2 separate regions of the Homo sapiens genome follow, and region 1 is linked to region 2. A link is an interaction called in ENCODE POLR2A ChIA-PET data of the cell type or tissue named here. Cell type or tissue: endothelial cell of umbilical vein. All regions are shown on one strand. Each heading gives the region's core, and the rest is flanking DNA. Links, peaks and the distances in the headings are about the cores only. Region 1 has its middle 41 kb from the start of RBMS3-AS3. Region 2 has its middle 130 kb from the start of RBMS3-AS3.

The links. ChIA-PET counts read pairs that join two places held together with the same protein. Peaks named below come from ENCODE experiments on the same cell type or tissue, not always from the same donor. Only the 100,000 strongest peaks of a DNase experiment are listed, where the experiment ranks them.
Region 1: POLR2A ChIA-PET joins it to region 2 with 5 read pairs; 2 of 35 experiments call an interaction of 5 or more read pairs at or near these places.

What each region holds. Positions count from the first base shown.
Region 1 is chr3:29,235,941-29,243,511 of GRCh38, reverse strand. No RefSeq gene overlaps it. Among named protein-coding and RNA genes, the nearest start is that of RBMS3-AS3, 41 kb to the left of the region's middle. In endothelial cell of umbilical vein, for the core only: no CTCF peak of the experiment used is centred there; a DNase peak (open chromatin) is centred at 3,121; H3K27ac peaks cover 1,854 bases.
Region 2 is chr3:29,143,894-29,151,464 of GRCh38, reverse strand. No RefSeq gene overlaps it. Among named protein-coding and RNA genes, the nearest start is that of RBMS3-AS3, 130 kb to the left of the region's middle. In endothelial cell of umbilical vein, for the core only: no CTCF peak of the experiment used is centred there; no DNase peak of the experiment used is centred there.

The DNA of each region.
Region 1 (7,571 bases), core at 2,148-4,647, 93 kb before region 2:
CCTTGTCCTCCCAAAGTCTATGACTCTTTTGATGAGGAGATTGAACAATCCCCTTTCCAGCTCTAAGATTTCACGATTGAAAGTTTGTGGAATTGTCTTTCTAGTAGCCCACTGCACAAGGTGCTGGATATATAGAGTATACCTGACCTACGGAAAATGTGGAATTATCTGATATGGTTTCACAATTTTCAAAATAAAAGCTAGGTTTCTTTTCCATATATTTATTTCTTAACTGTGTATGTGTGTGTATGAGTTTGTATACCTTTATATGGAAAATAGTAAAACCCTACCAACCTTACATCCTGCAATAAAGTTAATTTGGTTATAACACTGTTGGTGACTGACTCTTGGACCCTAAAACTCCCAGTCAGCTGGTTAAGCTAGTTAAACCCCAAACATCTCATTAAGCTCTCAATAATATAAACAAACATTTTATGCATTTGAATTGTTGGTTCTTATTTATACTTCTATGTTGGGATTTTGCTGATATCTCTGAGTCTGTGTTTGTGTATTTATCTCAGCAAATATAAATGCAAGGGTGGTTGCTTCCTTTCTTGCTGTGATGTACAATGACTGTTCTATGTTAAATGTGAAAAAAAAAACTGTCAATAGAGGGGTCAGGAGACAGGCTGCTATTTTAAAGATGCCACTGGACTTTCTGGATGCCACCAAGTCCTTTCTGTTGCAGGAGAATTTCCTGATCAATGGTTTCATACATGCAGGACAGTGATCAGACAGTCTCAAAAGAGCTATCATTGAAAATCCATTTAAGGATGAAACATATTCAGATGAAATGAATAAATTCTAACAACTAACTACAAGAAATTCTCACAGATGCAGTACAAATGGGCCTTCTAAAACAATTCTTCATCCTAGTTTCTTTCTCAGCATTTTTATAGACAGAATTTTTCCCCTCTCCTCAGTTGAACAAGAAAGAACAAAAGTAGATTCCCCAAAGGAGGAATCATTTGTACTAAGTTTCTTTATGTAGGTCACCTCTGATGTGTTCTTGGTTGCATTTCAACGGCTAAATTTCCCATGTCAAGCTTTCCGTTCTGATGGCTCTGCACATAAAGCCTATTGCTTTCAAATAGAATAATTGTCTAAATTCCCTGTTTGAATGTTGAAGTATACTACATGTTCTACAGATGCTCAATACATTATTGGTAATGTTAGTAATGTGATAGAAAATGGCAGAATGTTTTAATTTGAGGTGTCTCTGTGTGTGTACCTTTTAATATGTTAACAGGAAAAAAAGTTTCTCATTAAGCTAGTCTAAATTAAAGAGAAGTGACTATCACCTACACTCAAATGATTATAAATGTATGACTTTGTTTTCAGCCTCTGATTTACCACACCAGTTTTCCTAGCCTTTTTTCATCTCAGTTATCAGTATTATAAATATCTCTTGGGTCTATTTCCTACTCTGTATTCCAACTGTCATTGTCATGGTTCAAGCCTTTGGCAAGCCATTCTTCACCTCTAAATCCATTCTCTACTCTATCAACTGTTTCTAAAAATAGATTTCATCAATTTACTTCTGCATAAGAACAATCCCCAGTTCCTCACTGCCTGTAAAATAAAATTTAAACACCTTAATGAGGCATTCAAAATCTCTGATATTCTTTCACCAACTTATTTATTTAGCCTCATTCATTCATGTGCTCATGTAATCATTCAGCAATAGAATGAAAGTACCCCCCTAAGATATTAAGTGTCCCACTAGAATATGAGCTCCAGGAGAGTAGGTACATATATAGTTGATTTTATTCACTAGTGTTTACCAAATATCTAGAACAGTATTGGCATTAATAGATGCTTTAAAAATACTTCTGATACGGACAGGAGGCAGGAAAATACTGGGTAGAAGAGGGCAGTTCCTGGGCAAAGGCCCCACCTTCAAGCCTGAAAACAACAGCCCTAAATGAGAACAAGTTACTCCTGTTTTCTCACTGAAATGTTGCTTTGTCTAAAACCACCCTGGCCCACCACACCCCCCCATTTTATACCCATCAAAACCCCAAACTCCACTGGCAGAAGAGCAGAGCAGTACAGCAGAAAAGGAAAGAAGAGAAGAAGCATCTGAACGTCGAGAGGGGTTCGGCTGGGGACGGTGGGAGAGGAGTTCAGCTGGGGACAGCCAAACTCCAGCAGAAGATTCTATTCCCACTCCATCCCCTTTCCAGCTCCCCATCCCACTGAGAGCCACCTCCATCACTCAATAAAATCTCTGCACCCTTCAAATCCATGACATGATTCTTCCTGGATGCTGGAGAAAAACCTGGGTACCAAGAGGGTATAAAAGGCTGTCACCCTGACTCTCCACTGAGCTGGTTAACACTTAGTCATCTGCAGATGGCAATTGCTAAAAGAGCATTAATTTTAACACACCCCTAGACGCTGCCATGGGACCAGAGCCCAAAACCGCTTGCCCCGGCCCCAGCACCTGCTGACCTGCATGCTGCCCCTCCTTCAGGGGGTTTGAGCATGGCAGCTAAGTGAGCCACACCCTTGTTGCAAATCCCGTGAAGGAAGCAAGGGAATTCTCCCATCTGACTTTGAGAATTAATGAATTCAGCAATACTTGCTGAATACTTGTTATTTTATTTCACACAGCTTGACATTGGGAACTCAGTGATTGAAGCCATTGTCTTTATTTTTAAGGAGGTAGCCAGGTAAATTGACATTATAGGAAGTTCAGTGTGCATATGTAAACATCAGTCTGGTTTCTGTAGTGATAAACACCTAGAAGTAGGGTCATATTTTATTCATCTCTATATTCTTTGTTGTTAACTGAAGATTTATTAAATGTTGACTAAATAAATCGATCTAAGAATGCAATTAAGGCAGAATGTCTGAAAGCTGTGATAAACAAAAATAATTCCCCCCCAAACATGTTTAGATCCTAATTCTAGGAATCTGTGAATATGTTATATTATATGACAAAGGGGATTTTGCTGATGTTATTTAAGATTAAGGACCTTGATATGGGGAAATTATACTAGATTATCCAGGCAGGCCCAATCTAATTACATAAATCCTTAAAAGTAAAGGAGGAAGGAAGATGAGTGAGTCAGTGAAATGTAATTTGAGAAAAGAGGAAGGGAGGCATGAGCTAAGGAATGTGGAGGCCTACAGAAGCTAGAACAATTCTCAGCTGACAGCTAACAAGAAAATAGGGACTTCAGTCCTGTAACTGCAAGGAACTGAATTCTGCCAACAACTCAAATGAGCAGGAAATGGAACCTCTGAAAGAAACATAGTGTTGCCTATACTTTGAGTGTAGCCTGGTGAGAACATTACCAAACTTCTGACCTACATAACTGTATGAGATCAATCTGTGTTCTTTTAAGGTGTTAAGTTTGTGACAATTTGTTTGGCAATAGTAGCAAGCAAGTACAGTGTTCATTCTTGGAAGGCTGGCCAAAGTGAGCCTCTGTCATGGGTTCTCATGACCAAAAATAAAGTGATTATCCTTGAAAGTTCAACAATACAACTTACCTAGCAAAGAACATGCACAGATGGAAAATCAATTACACAAAAGAAAACTGCTCTTCACAAATGGAATTTAGATAAAGCCATTTCCCAAAATAATGACTGCTGATTGGATCATTAGATTTGATATTTGATTTCAGATTTCATATTTGATATTCATGTGCTATGAAAAATCTGCACATATGTAGCCTTTGGAGTATGTATTCAAATTGTTATGCCCTTGAAGTCTAACTTTGACATCAGGAAAGTTCTGAGTTACAGTCTTCATCTCAGTCCAATGACCATAGTGGTACAAGAACAGTACTTTATAGGTAAAGAAGCACAAGGATATAAATTAAACAGAAAATCTTCTTAGCCATGAAAGAGCAAGTTGACCCAAGACTGACATTTATATCTGTGTGAATCATTCACTGCACAATGGGCAAGCTGTGCTAAAACCCAGGCCACGCTCTGCTCACAAAGCCATGTGCTCCGTCATAGAGCAGTGATCTCTTGGAGGAAGAGGCCCCTTGAAGGCAACACCATAAAGATAAACAGGTTCTGCCTGACATAACTCCAGAAGCTGTCCTTTACAAAGACCACTATGAGAATGGTATTCCCTAGAGGTGTGCTATGCAGTGGCTCTAGACATCTTTTTGTAGTTTGCTTGCCAAGAATTCTCCATGCAAGCTATTTTATCAAGGAGGGTGGCATTTTCCAATTCTTGCAATGGTGTCACATATGCTAATGGTGATCCTGGTTGAGCCTGATACTGGGAATGAATACGTCTTGACTTTTTATGCCATTGATACACAAAGCAGCCAGTAGCCAGGTACAGAAAAATGAACAGGGAAGCTAAGGTCTGGATTTGTCAGTGATTTAGGGCAAATGAAAGTGATCTCTGTGTCCTATTTGCAGGAAACCACATGGAGATTATAAGTCTCTGTCCCAAACAAAGGTGGAAGATGAATTCAGAAGTTTTAGCCACCCAGCAAAGGTACACACTATAGCCTATTCTTGGGCTAGAAGCCATGAAAATGAAAAATCCAACCAAACCCATTTTCTATTCTCCTCCAGAATCTGCCTGCCTTGAGTCTCTGTCCAGTGTTTTTAGTTACTTGTTCTTTGCGTTTTGTCCAGGGTTTTTACTTTTTATCTTCAGAAAGGCTGGTCTAATAGGAGCTATTCTGCCACACTAGGAGCAGACTTTTCACTAGCTTTACTTTTGTCAAATGTGTCCAGGTGTTACTGGTTTGTGCAAGAAATGTTAATTATAAATAGCACAAGCATGACCACATACCTTAGTGTGCATACGTAAGGCTTTGTCCTGGCATACCATGCAGTTTAGCATTTGTACTGGACTAAAGTATTCTGGCTTCAACAATAGAAAATATATATAGTCACCCTAGACATAAGATGTTTTAGCAAAAGAAAAACTGTATCTTCCAGAAGACAAATGAAGAAAAAAAAAAAAAAAGGACTCATGAGATAGCAAGGAAAGTTTGCTTCGATACTTATCTACCTTTTACCCAAGGAGAGAGCATTATATGTTTGAAGACACCCTTGGGACAGTAACCTATTTCTATGTTAATTATGATAATAGTCCGCCTAAGCACTCCTTTGTTGAAATTTAATCCCATTTTCTCTCATCTTGTACTTTGTATAAATTGATAGTGTGTTCCTTTCTTCCTTAAAATTACCCTTCATATACTTCAAGAGAATTAGAATATCACCTCTTAGCTGTATCCTTCAGACTGAGTAACCCCAATTTCTCTTTCTCTATCATAAGTACGCTTTTACTTCTTTTTAATAATTTGACATGCTGTCCTCCACTCTGAACAGCATTCCAAATAGCTTTTGGAAAATATAAGACTGACCCTATGACCCAATGATTCTACTCACAGGTACATCTTCAACAGAAATGGAGGCCTGTGTCCACGCAAAGACTTGTCACAAAAACGCAGACAGCAGCTTTAACCCAAGTATCTATTTAGGTGTATGTGGAGGAGTAGGGATTTAGGGTCATGTTTTGCTTTGGAATAGAAAAGGGATGAGAGAACTCCCTGGGGAAGATAGAAATGTTCTATACCTTGATGTGGATGGTAGTAACATGAACATACATGTAAAAATAACTTATTTATAAATAGTTTATTTAGTAAATATAATTAATTATATTAATTAATACATAATTAAATATAATATAATTAATTATATTAATTAATATATAATTAAATATAATATAATTAATTATATATAACATATAATATATTATAAATTATTTAGTAACTATATATAGTACATATATTTACTAAATTGCTAATTTAAATTTATACAGTACATATATTTACTAAATTACTAATTTAATTAGTAAATAGATGCTGTTTCTACATGTCTAAATATTATATAATGAAATACATACATACATATATGTGTGCATATATAACTAGAAATACATGTATATAGATGCCTACATGTGTGCCTATGTGTGTATGCATATATATGAAAGCCAAACGTTGCTTCACAAAGTTATCAATGATGAAAGATCTTAAAACTTAAATCTGTAGCCTTCCTAACTGTTCTTTGCATGACAGAACAGATTGACTTTCTAACAAGATGGACAAAGAAAAAAAGCCTCAAGGACTCTTGTGGAAATAGGGACTGTTTAACAGCAGATAGATGAACACACCAGCAAGACACCTCCAGGTGGGAAAGTACATCTGATTGGAGAATGCTGTCCACAGATGCTTCACAGCACGTCTGCAGGTGACAGAAAAGTCATCAAAAAACTCAGCAATTAATTATGCCAACTTGTCTAAGTTCAATATCTCTGGGTCTCCAACCTCTAAAATTTCTGGTTATAGGAGTTGCTGTAAGCATAGAAAAAAGATCAGGGGATTGAGATAGGATAACCCTGGAAGTATGTCAATCCCATAGTGTTCTCTGCCTAGCTATGTGACCCTCTGAAATTCTGTTCACCTCTGAGGTGTTCAGTTGCCTCATTAGGTAAATGGGATAATGTCTAGCCTTTTCTGAAAATTAAGTGAAATAATATCTAGGAAGTGCTTAGTAAAATGGTGGCAGAGAAAAGAAAAATTAATAATACCTTAAAATTTTCATCTGTATTAAATCCATGAAAAGATCATAGAGTTAATTATCTTACCAATTTGGTAAGTGCTCTTATGGAAAATCCTGGATTTCATAAAAAGTCAGTATTATACTAAGCACTGAATGCTACTAGATTGAACATAGTTCTAACAAGAATATTGAGCCTCATAGGAGTCAGTCAATTTCAATTTGGTTCATGGTCAATGGCCAAACCCTTAGCCAGAGCCAACCCTCTGTTAATTCTAGTATCTGGCCACAAGTGAGAACAGATGTGAGCCCATGAAAGGACCACTGCAAATCAATCTACCAAGACCAGAGAATGATTCAAGCTATGACCTGCTTACCATGGATCAGTTATATCACCATAAATAAAGAATAGGATTTCTTATGCCCCGGGAAAACTCAGGAGACTCTAGAAATGGCTGGTGAAAAAGATTCGACAAGGAAAGAAACAGCTCAGAACACCATCAAGACGGCATAAAGGAGCTGCTACTTTTCATTCTCTCCCACTCCCACCCAAAAATTTAAGCATCTGGCCAGTGACCAATAAGAGAACTGCTTGTAATTGTTGATAATCCAAAACTCATTAGCATAGTTTCCCATCTGTTGGAGACAGTATAACTGTGGCTTTGTATCCTGCCTGCATCTGTGACAGACAGGAATAACTAGAGAGAACTGGCATTTCTACAGTGCAGCTACCCTCCAATATGAGTCCACTGATTTCTATCCACTGACTTTGCCTCCTGATATATAGACCTCTGGTCCTTTTCCCAAGAGACACTTAACTAGTTTCCTAAGGAAGATTATATTTCTTCCTAACTTTTTGATGTGTCATTTTCTAATCAAAAATTTTTCACTGAGCATCCACTGAGGACCTTTTATAAGATACTTTCATAAAACACTAGAAGAATGGGGCTGGGCGCAGTGGCTCATGCCTGTAATCCCAGCACTTTGGGAGCCCGAGGTAGGCGGATCACAAGGTCAGGAGATCA
Region 2 (7,571 bases), core at 3,425-5,924:
ATTTCCAGTGTATTGCTTAATATATACTTAAAGCACTGATGCCACAGAAAACACAAGGATACATGTTCTAGCTTTCAAAACAGCATTGTTTTCCCAACGCCAAAAGACCAGGGAAGTTTATGTAAAAACCCCCATGCACAGACAAGTATAAATATGAGTGCAATAATGATATTTTCAGTGTTCAGAAGAGATTGTCATTAACTAGGATGGATTCTGTATCCCTGAATTAATCATAAATATTTTTCTGAATATGTTATCCTTCACTTATATAATACCATTTATCCACTGTACAAAGGATATATGCTGTCAGGCACATTTTCAGTTACAGGGAAGGTTATATTTTGATTCACCAATATTCTCTTCCCTAGATCTTCTTATCAAGAGTAAGCATTTACTGGGCTGCTGTTCACATTTTGAAGTTAGGTCTGTTGCTGTGAAGAATTGGTGTACAGTAGATTTGAACCAATAACCTCAAGATTATTATTGGTTGAATGAACCATCCACATATAGGGATGTAATTTCTTTGTACTGTATGGCATCTTTTAAAAAATGGCAAAATTGTTTTTTATTCTGATTTGGACACAGAAAAATAAAACACACTAAAAATATGAGGCAACACCAAAGGACAAGTAGGAGGAGCAATGGAATTATATCCAATTCAAAATTTTTTCTGTTTGGACACAATACAAAACTACTGAAATTGGAACACATAGATGATCTCTTCTTTCAAATAACTTATTCGTATTTATTTTTCCATTTCACCAATTATGAAATTGTCTCCATTTTAGGTGCTGTCTTTCTTCCTTCTTTTCTCCACATCCTCTTTTCCCATTCATGCATTCATTCAGTCAACATTGTTTGAATACCGTCATTCATTCTACTAGAAGTGTAGTGTAGTGGCACTAAAATATCACTAGAAAGGATATTAGAGGACAGTGGAAATGGGTCTGATCTGTAAAAGACGACAGCAGAAAATATGAATGAGGGGGAGACCAAACTAAGCACTTCAGGATGACAAGATATGCTGAGGCTTAATAAATATTTTCAGTGTTTAAAACCCCCCATTTCATATAATTCAGGTGTCAGCAAACTACAGCCCAAGGGCCAAATCCAGTCCACTGCCTGTTATTGTACTGTCTGCAAGCTAAGAATGGTTTTTACATTTTTAAATAGTAAGAAAAAGATCAAAATAATAATATTTTGTGACATAAAAATTTTATGAATTCAAATTGCATATAATACCTACAAATAAAGTTTTATTGGGACACAGTCATTGTCATTCACTTATATATTGTCTGGGGCTACTTTCATGCTATAAAAGCAGAGTCAAGTAATTGTAACAAGACTTTATGATCTACAAACCTAAATTATTTACTATCTGCTCCTTTAAAGAAAAAGCTTACCAACCTCTGATATAATTGTATAATTGGTCTGAGTAAAGCATTGTGTGTACACACTATAGCTTCAAATTCTGTACTTTTAAAAGCAATCAATAAGAACGTTTTCTATTTGTCTACCAACATATAAAACAGGCTGGAAAAAGATAAAATATCTAAATCCACACGTAAGTATCTGAAGAATGGATAAAGGAATCACAGTAATCTATGATTTTTGTAGTGTGACTCTGGGATATAAGAATAAAAATATATCCAAGAATCATTAGGTAATCCATCTACCCACTCAGGTTAGCACTGTCTTGATCCTACAAAATAATAAATCTGTTTTATATGAAGAGTTTAGAAAGAATTAAGAGAAATGTAGAAAGCCAGAAACAGATAGATGGAAAATGATGAAAGAAAATCAGGATAATTGCATCAAAGGACAAAAAAGCTAAAGGATGACTTACTGCTGGACTTTTAGGCATGAAGAAGGCAAGGCAGAGGCAATGATCTTGAGATACAGTGGAAGGTACTGAGTTTACCCATTAGGGAAACTTTCTTGACAAAGTGTGTTATTAATCATGGAACTGTGTTATCTGTAAAGACAATGGTTTTTCAAGGCTGGAAGTCCTTACAAGCAAACGAACAAACAAAAGGCATTCATCCACACTACCCTTTAGAGGAAAATTGATTTAAGCCAATAGGCTGTATTAAGTGATTCTCAGGATGGTTGGCCCTCTAATTATTCTAAGACTATTTCTGCAAATAAAGTAATGTTAACAATTTCCATTAGCAGGTGGGAGAAGGAAGCCAGAGGGATGAGCACATACATGAAGATTCTCGTGTCTGCCAGTTGTCACTAATGAAATGGGAGTAGGGTGAGGTAAAAGCCTTCCTGAGTACCTTTGCTGCATGAGCTCAAAACAACTCAGAATCAAGAGTCTTCTTGCCAAAAGCAGCTTTCCAAGCAGGACTGATATTTTTGGCCTTGATTTGTACTGATCAACAAGTATATGTCTGTAGGGATTAAATTAATTAGAGGAGATTTGCTGGATAATGTTCAAAGACAATAAAATTCCTCAAGGTTTATAGGCCATACAAGTTGAAGCACAAAATGGTACACCTTGGGGGAGGATTAAGGAACTAATTTTATACCCGAAGTACTGTCATTTTCTAACCTCATGCAAAAGGGGGACTTTGCTTCAACACGTTTCCAATTGGAGACTAGGTTAATTTCTATAGAGTTACATTTGCTGGGAAATAAATCTTGAAAAGATAAACTTAGAAACAAAGGATTACATGAATAAGCATGCAGTATAAAAGGCAAGTAGCCTATTTAAAATAAAAGTTTTCCTGGCCAGGCGCGGTGGCTCAGGCCTGTGACCCCAGCACTTTGGGAAGCTAAGGCAGGCAAATCACTTGAGCCCAGGAGTTCCAGACCAGCTTGACCAACATGGTAAAACCTTGTCTCTACTAAAAACATAAAAATTAGCCAGGCACAATGACACACACCTGAAATCCCAGCTAAAAGGGAGGCTGAGGTATGAGAATCACTTGAACCTGGGAGGCGAAGGTTGCAGTGAGTCAAGATTGCACTACCACTGCACTCCAGCCTGGGTGACACAGCAAGACTCTGTATCAAAAAAATAAAATAAAAATGTTTTTCAAGTGTTCAAAGGAAAGGGAGGGGATATTAAGCAGTTTTCCATTAAATTTGTTTTAAAATAGAACAATAGAGTGGTTTGCCTTAATTAAGCCATATAATAAATTTCCAGATGAAAAGGGCTGTTAAATTTGGGGCAAATCAATTTTTGAAGCTGTGGAATCTTTTAAAAACAGTTTAAAATACATATTTTCAACTAGGCTGGCTGCATGGGAGTATAGTCCTTTCCTACAAGGTGGGAGACAGAGATACAACTTGACAAGATTTCTTCTAATCCTAAACAACCTCATGGTTGCCTGTGCTCTATGACTTAAGGGTTACCCAAAGGCCCACCTGCATGAAGACATTTTAAAGATCCTGTCTGTCAATCATTAGAATCAATCAGGGAAGGGCCCTAAAATTTACATTTCTAGGTAAGTTCTCAGATGATGTCCCTACTGCTGGTCCAGGGACCATACTGTGAGAACCACTAGTCTAAAGTCATCTCTTTTTCCTTTTTCCATAACACAGAGGGAAAGCGCCAAAGACCCAACACTTTAACTCGTAGTCTGCCACTGCTGAACATGAAAATTTTTACATTATGCTTAATTGGCACCTCCCATAAGACTTATATCAAATTAGTTACTGACTAGGCAATTGAGTTTAGTCATGGCCCATTCTATTAAAAAAAAAAACACAAAAACAGACAATTTGTTCAAGTTCTGAAAAGCCACATGACAAAAAAAGAAATATTTCTTTGGATAGTTCTAGAAGATACGAGTCCACCAGATCTTCCCTACCTACCTCCTAGTACCCCAAATTCAACGTTAAAAAAATAAACAAATAAAGCTATTTCAGATTCTAAGTGGCATTTCACATTTCAGAGCCTTCCACAGGCAATGTAAAGGAATGAAGAGATGTAATGACACAAACAACTAAGAAGCCTGACCTTAGAGACTTCCATCTTGAGAAAGTGAAATGCAAAGTAATCATTAAGGCCTTGAACATACCGAAATATGCATGTCAACATTGCCTATTTCAAACGCTATTTTCCCCAGTGTTACAATATGCCCAATAACAAATATTCTTGTTTATTCTGTTAATGATGATTTACAATATTTTTTTGTTTTTTTTTTATTTTGTTTTTGAGATGGAGTCTCACTCTGTCACCCAGGCTGGAGTGCAGTGATGCTATCTCGGCTCACTGCAACCTTTGCCTCCCAGGTGCAAGCGATTCTCCTGCCTCAGCCTCCCAGGTAGCTGGGATTACAGGCACGTGCCACCACACCCAGCTAATTTTTTTTTGTATTATTAGTAGAAACAGGGTTTTACCATGTTGGCCAGGCTGTTCTCAAACTTCTGACCTCAGGTGATCCACCCGCCTCAGCCTCCCAAAGTCCTAGGATTACAAGAGTGAGCCACCATGCCCGGCCTACAATATTGTATTTAATTGCTTGTAGAAGTACCATGTAGAAAGTACCATCTCTAAGACTGATTCCTTTATCCAGTCAATATTTTATGACTAGCTAAGAAGCATACTTTTATAGAAAATATATTTTAAGTCAATTGTATACATATAAGTTGAATTATTATACGTGTAGTATGAATCTTTGTTAAAGTAGCTTACAATGAATCTTTTGATTAGTATTGATTAGTTTTTTTTAGTTTTTATAGTATCCATGTTTTTTTAGTTTTTATAGTTTTATAGTATACATATAAGTTGAATTATTATACGTGTAGTATGAATCTTTGTTAAAGTAGCTTACAATGAATCTTTTGATTAGTATTGATTAGTGTTTTTAAGTTAAATAATTTAACTTTCTATTCAACATTGACAAGCTTTAGCTTTGATGTAACAGCTTGGCATATGAGAAACTGAAACACAACAACTTTATGTTCTTTACAGAAGGCAATTCTGCTTTTCATAAAACTTGGCCCTTTATTGTGAAAATAATTTGAATAACAAAAGAAAAGAAAGGGCTGGGCATGGTGGCTCATGCCTGTAATCCTAGCACTTTGGGAGGCCAAGGCAGGTGGATCACCTGAGGTCAGGAATTCACGACCAGCCTGGCCAACATGGTGAAACCCTGTCTTTACTAAAAATACAAAAATTAGCCAGGCGCGGTGGCATGTGCCTGTAATCTCAGCTACCCAGGAGGCTGGTCAGGAGAATCACTGGAACTTGGAAGGTGGAGGCTGCAGTGAACCGAGATAGCACCATTGCACTCCACCCTGGGCTACAGAGCAAGACTCTGTCTCAAAAAAAAGAAAGAAAAGAAAGGAAGGAATGATGGAAGGAAGGAAGGAAGGAAATTTATTCTTTTCTTTAAATGGGAGGTGATTCTAAACTCTATACTTTGAGATTGCTCTGTCAAGATTTAGCATAAATAACTTCCTAATTGAATAGTAGGAAGTTCATAAATACCAGCTAAAGTTATGAATAATGTACAACATCTCCAGTGCCCTGCATACACCACCAGTTAGGTCTTATCCAGTGGATTTTAGTCAGCTACACAGGAATGAGGGAATGAGAAATTTTATAATTTAAATGAACTATTTTATCTTGATGTTTTCAAAGCATTTGAGTTCAAGTTCTTACAGATGTATACATGTCGATACCTGTGACCAAAATGCTACAGATCCCATCTTGTGAAACACATTTAAATGGTTATCACTTTCCAAAGGTCTTAATTACCAATACCTGTTAAAAGACATAGCTGAGTCCAAAATTCTCTAATTTTACAACTGTGTAACACATCCACTTCAAAAGTTTGTATACTCACAGAAGTCTGATAACTGCTCACTAGAAAGTGGAACATCTCACATAAAGTGAAAAGACAGGCAGATAGTAACACATGTCCTTTTTGTAAGATGCGGTTGAGTTTAGAGCTCCATCTGTTCCCAGACTTGAGAAGTCTGGGGTTTTCTCAAAACCACCACAAAAGATTTGTATGTTGTACCAACAGAATGTACATATTTTATAAGCATTGTCTGGGCCAAATAATCATTTAAAAATAAATCCCTATTCTCATAACCAAGAATATTTAAAACATTCAGTAAGAATGCTCCAGCCTTTAACAAAATACCATTAGACCCTCATATATTGTCACTATTTATCATTTGGGAAGCATCACTTTTCTTATAAAAAGAGGAAAAAGGTGATAGCCAGTTTTCCCAATCTGCAGGGGTATTGTCAGGACTTCACCCTTGAGAAAAGTGGATTTCTCTGTAGTTTCCTCACCAAAATTGTTTCAAGCTCTTTCTTGCAATTTTCTGCAAGAAAACACTGCAAAGCAAACATCAGTGATCTAACATCAGGCAAGCTTTCCTCCTTGATAATAAATACGTTAGTTTGGAACAGGCTCACAAAGAATCCAGACAGCTCCGATCTGGCCCTATTCCAGGAGAGAAGCGTCTGGTGTCGGGAAGAAACACTCAGCTGTCTTTCAGATGTGTACTTCTATCTACCCCTACTGTCTGCAGCTTGAAACAGAAGTGGTGGCTATTAAAGACCTGTCTTTTGGGCACTGGTGTAAAACATCTTTGCTAAATACTGTGGACAGTCAACTGAAAACATCCTGTATTTACTGGGAATTGATCTTTTGAAATGGTATGGTATATGTCAGGTTAGATACTAGAGAGTTAACAAGAATTACAGGCCGCTGTTTGTCAGGATTAACAGTCAGAATTATAGCATTAGTGTAGGCAATCCAGAGTTCCTTTTTGAATCAAATTTACATACTTTCCCCACGGGCTTCAGGGATGCCAGTCAGGTGCTGAGCTAGCAGCTTCTTTTGTATAAGTTGCATGTGCTAGGGCTTAGCCAAAAGCCCAAGCATGGGGCATTTGGCCAACTTCTCCACATATGCAGTACACCGACTTAGGAAGGAAGTAATAGTGTTTCTACCACAACACCTCACTTAATGCTTGATAAGAGGGAATGTGCTCATAACTTACTGCAAAGCACAAAGAAGATGATAAGAACAACATTTAGCAAGAGACTCTCAGCAGCTTTGCTTGTGCAGTTCCTAAAGACTGACTCAAATGTCACAAAAGGTTAAAAGAGACCGGGTTGCAAGGCAGAAGCAGTCCTTAGGTGTTGAGAGTGCACCAGAAGCCCCTAAGTCAGCAGGGTTCAGAAGAAGAAGTGGATATGGTGGCTGCCACGTAGGGCAAGCCTGGAACAAGGCAGCGGAATGTCATAAGCACCGGACCCAAGTCAGGGACCAACAGCCAGTGAGGAACCAAGACCTAGTTATGACAGAACAACAAAGATTAGCTGGGAGTCACTCAAGAAGTGGGGAAAACCAGAGTCAGTTTGAACCCAAGACTGGATTGATGGTGAAGTCAAAACAAGGTGGAAGGCAAGTAAAAAGCAAAGTTAGAAACAAAGCAAGGGGCGTCAAGCATGATTGAAACTCAGTTACCTCTGGATATCCAGAAATCCAATGCTAAAGCATTAATCACAAACTCAAATGACTGCAGCTCCAGGCTGGTGACCTGAAGGTAGGGATCTGGTGGCTAAGGGTATGACAAAGAGAGTTGTAGTG